2 separate regions of the Homo sapiens genome follow, and region 2 is linked to region 1. A link is a loop called in an ENCODE intact Hi-C map of the cell type or tissue named here. Cell type or tissue: K562. All regions are shown on one strand.

Region 1 (2,500 bases):
GTCTCCTCTTTCACCCCCACATGCAATTCAACTTTTCCAATTAATTATTGGGGCCGTTCCTCTTAATACACCTCCTCCCAACTTAATTATATTATCCACTCTGCCCTGATTATAAAAAGAGCCTTCCAACTTACCTCCCTGCCTCCAAACCTAGTCTATTCCAAACCACCTTCCACACCACTGCCATCTAAACAGCAAAACTGGACACCTGGGGCTCCTGCTGAGCAAGTTAGGAGTGATTCCCATAGCTTTCCAGATAAAGTGAGAACTAGTAACTCCACAGTATGCAGACAAGGCCCTTCACAGTGTTCCTCTAACTCAACTTTCCAGCCCAGCTTCAGTTTCCTTCTTCATCACCAATCACCACCAGCACCACCACAACACACACGTGCACATACACACACACGTACACACTCACACACATTTTTTTCCTGGTAAAGTAATTCCCCTTGCCTTGCTTAAGTGAAGAGTAGGAGGCAGGAACTGAGGAGTCCTGTCCTGGGACAAAGGATAGGCAAAGCTTGGAACGGGTCTCACAGGCTTGAAGAAATTCCTCTGTGTAGGAACAAGGTCCAGGAACCGGGCTACTGTGATCTGGAAAAGGTGTACACTAGAAGACCTCTCCAAGCAGCCAAGCTGACTGATCAAGTCCCGGCTTCCTTATGCAATGAGCCTTCTGTGCCTGTCTCTGCGGACCCTCCCGTTGCCTAACCTCCCTGGGCTGAGCCTGCTACACTCACCACCAGTGCTTCCCCAGCGCATGGAGGCCGCCCAATTATAGCTTCTCTGGGGCCCCTCAGGAGTGTGTAGAGTGATGGAGAGTGAACGAGTCGGGTCTCCCTGGCACTGACGCTCTGCTCAGACGCCCAAGGAAAGCTGAGCCCTGACTCCTACCCAAAGGGACTGAGCTCTATCACTATCCCTCTGAGCCCAGCTCAAGAGACTAGAGGGAGGCTGTGTCGCGGGGTGGAAAGGAGAAGAGGAATAACGGGGCTGGAAGAGAGGACCTGCTGGAATGGAGGGGTGGGCACTCAGCAGAAAGCACGCAGGGATACCAGCGCTCCGAACACACTAACTACCCAAGGGGATCGAAGCTGTGTCAGGGACTCTCGCTTCTTCATGCTGCCACCTTGTGGTCGCACAGGGGATCTTCAGCCTCGTGGCCGTCCCTGAGCAATGGCTCTGAGGATGATGCCTTTAAGAACCAAGGACCCAACTGACTCTAGCATCTGAGCTCTTTCCACTACTCTGCGCTGCCCCTTAGCTCTCCCTCTCACCCTCTCAAGCCCACCCTTTCTTCCTTGGGTCGCTAATCATAGATGTCCTGTCCCTCCAGAAATGAGACCGTGTGGCATGTTTGTTTGAACATGGGGCTCTAGAAGGAAACAGACTTGGGTCCGCCCATTTATTAATAGTATGACTACTATAAGCATTTAGTGTGAAAGCATTTAATGTGAAAAACGAAATGAGATACTAGCAAGTCTCCAGTGAATGTTTGTGTTCATTATTACTAGTCAAAACAAATGGAAGAGCCAAGGACGTAGGAAATCCAGTAGACAGTGCCACAAAAGAGACAGGAAAAAATATATTGACAAGGAAGATTGGTCAGCAGTTCAGAAAGCTGCCGAGAGATCAAGCAGTGAAAAGACTGAAATCAAAGGTCACTGGCTACCTGGATAACAGGGTGGGGGATGGAATCTTGAGTGAAGCAGTGTGAGGAGTGTGTTAGGAAGAGATGAAGAGAGTCGATGTAGACAACCCTTTTAAGATATTTGTACGTGAACAGAGGAGTGAAATGGACAATATTGGGAGGATTTATAGCTCCACAGAGATTTTAAAATGTGTATTTTGGAACTAGAAGAGACTAAATGTCAACAGGATGGAGTTGGCAGAGAGACTCCTTGTCCTTTACTCCTCACATTACTGGTAGCTATGGCCCAGGAAGATAATCTGTCTTCCCCCTCTATATAGTAACTATGAGTAATCTTACTTTGTCCAGTAGCTTTCATCACCCAAGCAGGCCAGACCAATCTCCTAAACTCCAAATATGGTAAAGTCTATTGGACATAGGTGTCCTTCAGGCACCTCAAACTCAACACCTAACTCATCATTTCTAAGCTCATTGATTTCATTATCAACTAAGCTCATCATCTCTGCTCTTCAATCCGGACCCCGCTCCCTGTCTGTTTTATGTTCCCTGTCATATAAATCACTCTGTTGGCCATGTCAAAAATTTAGAAATCATCATCCCTGCCTTCTCCCCATCTCTCTCTCACCTTCCTCTCCAACCACATCCAATCAGTCACCAAGTTCTGTTCATTTTATCTACTAGATATCTATTTTGTGAGTCTGATTATCTTTCTCCATCTTTTTTGCCTTTTCTTCATTCCAAGCCAAGACAGTCTTTTGCCTAGATCATCAGAATAACTTGTTCACTGGTCAGACTCACAGAAGAACTTCCCTACCAATCTGTTGTCTATGCTGTGGCCAGTGTGATCTT
Region 2 (2,500 bases), 470 kb before region 1:
CAGACCTTAATTATACAGATCAACGTACAAAATCACAGAAAGACACTGCTATCTGCCCACAAAACATGACAATATATACAAAAACCTGAGTGTAACTAGCCGTGAAGAATGACAGAAAATCTAGCAGAATCCTTAAACCGGTTTATTTGGTATCAGTAATTTCCATGGAGCATATTTGGAAAGTCAGACCCAAAATAAAAACTTATGCTTTATTAATTTATTCTTTATATGTTTATTCCTATACCCCACGGACACACTGTATTATATAATACTTCAGATATGAAAATAGTTGCAGAAAGATGAAAAACACTGCAGCTGGAAATCACCCCTAAAAGAGAAATGCGTGTTTTTGCCAGTAGTCTTCTGGTGAGAATATAATTTATAAATAAGACCAAATTTTCTACTGGTTGATAAATTCCCAGGAATATTAATTGTATCTAATCTTGTTGAGAGTGGGGAAATAAGGAGATTTGTTGAAATAAGGAAACTTGAGAGAAATTTTAAAAAGACAATGATAGTGGTTGACACCAGGCTAAAAAGATCTATGTTACTGATTTCCCACACTGCAGTTCTGATATTCCCTTTCCCTCCCTCCCTCCCTCCCTCTCTCCCTCCTTCCCTTCCTTCCTTCCTCCCTTCCTTCCTTCTTACCTTCCTTCTTCCTTCCTTCCAGAAAGAAAAGATAAATAGGACTATTACAAAAAGAAGGAAAAAATGGAGGAGTAGAGATAGAAATGGCAGGAAAGTCGGAAAATATTTTTAAAAGAAAAGTAGGAGAAAGAAAGAAAAAAAGAGAAGAAAGGAAGGGAGGAAGGTTGGTCTTAAATCTAATTGAGTCCAGAGAAAATAAGAGGAGAAAGTCCAAATTTTGAAAAGTATTTTATAAATGACATTAAAAATATAGTTTTCCCAGCCAGTAAATTGTGCAAGATTATATTAATTTTATATCTAGTATTCTTATTTTTCTGCCACCTTCTTTGCAATCAAATGTATAAATCTGCACGTATCTCTGGTCCTCTGATAACATTGTTTACTATTATCATTGTGGTTGCTGTTATTAACAATTATGCCTTGATACATGATTATCCCTGGAAGTGGAAATTTTCATTTATACCACAACTTAAAGTTCCCTTTGCAGATAGTTACTTTAAAAATTTAAGTGTTCCAGCCTGATCCATTAAGACCTCTTTCTGTCAGGAAATATTTCTGCAATAGTGAGGTATCAAATATCAGCTTAATATGTTCAGCTGTAGCCTGTTGCTTAGCTGTTAGACAAGAGCCTCTGATCACTCTCCGTATCTATGACACATTTAATGAGAAACTCGCCTCCAACAGAGAGCTCTATCATATCAACTAAAGGGAAGAGAGTTTTAATCTGCAAGTATTTAGGGCCCTGTGGGGCATGTCTAGAATTACAGCCAACTCAAATTTCTTCTATCAACCAGTAATTACTTTGCTCAGAGTCTCCTGGGAAAGATCCCATTTTCTACACTGGGGATGGAGGGACTAGAGCAGAAGTAGACACCCCTTCCCATCCTCTTTTCTGACACATACATTGTCAATAGGAAGTCAGATACATAAGGATAATGTTCCCAAAACATTCACACAAGGCAAACTGAATCTCTTGGGTAAATTTTACATCTGAATTTATGAGATGTTGCAATAGTGCAGATTTAGGTCATCAATTACCAATGGATGTATCCCCTTTCCCACATCAATGCTTTAGCACTCACCAATAATTTATTAAGATATCATGGTTATCAGATAAGATAAAGCCTCTTATCTCTTTTCCATGCAGGCTCATCTTACTGGCTTTGAGTTAAGAAAAATGAATTTTAAAATACATAAAAATAAAATAATAGGAAGTACTATATTTAGAGTTGTGAAATATACAAAAGCCAAAGGAAAAAAATGTATCGATAGTATGCTTAATTTACAGTGTAAATCAAAATATCTCTTTAATATAATGAGTAAAAATAAAGTAATACTACATTACTTAATTGTAGAAAGTAACACTATATTAATAAAATAATAAAAGTAGTAAAGTAATAAAAATAACACTATATTACTTAATTGTAGAAAAAATCATATGAAATGTGTATTGTATATATAAATATATATACAAACACATACATACACACATACCTATATACAACCACACAGACACACACACATATACATATATATATACATATGTGTGTGTGTGTGTATATATATATATACACACACAGTGAGACAGAAAGTAAGACAAGAAGTTGGGTAGTCTGAGTGAATATTAATATAATTAATCTAAATTCTCATGTATATAGCAGGTAATTAATAAATCCAGTTTGAACAGAATGAATCACCACATTTTTAAATAAACCCATCATAAGGTAATGTATAATTAAGTGCCAGAATATACATCTAGAAGATTTCATAGTGAATGTATTCAGGGAATAGAACTGGAGATTAGGTTGGCTGGGATTAAGGATGGTTGATATTAACTGTACCCTTTCAG

Evidence for each region. A loop is a pair of places that touch in the nucleus more often than their neighbours do. Peaks named below come from ENCODE experiments on the same cell type or tissue, not always from the same donor. Only the 100,000 strongest peaks of a DNase experiment are listed, where the experiment ranks them.
Region 2: a loop joins it to region 1, with 3 times the contacts of the local background. A loop is called at or near these places in 3 of 110 quality-filtered maps.

The regions. Positions count from the first base shown.
Region 1 is chr11:4,635,707-4,638,206 of GRCh38, reverse strand. It overlaps OR51D1 (olfactory receptor family 51 subfamily D member 1), which reads right to left and starts at 730. Exons shown (of 2, transcript NM_001004751.3): 1 at 454-730. In K562, a CTCF peak has its summit at 1,133 (motif pointing left); a DNase peak (open chromatin) is centred at 1,106; H3K27me3 peaks cover 642 bases.
Region 2 is chr11:5,101,313-5,103,812 of GRCh38, reverse strand. No RefSeq gene overlaps it. Among named protein-coding and RNA genes, the nearest start is that of OR52A5, 36 kb to the left of the region's middle. In K562, no CTCF peak of the experiment used is centred here; no DNase peak of the experiment used is centred here.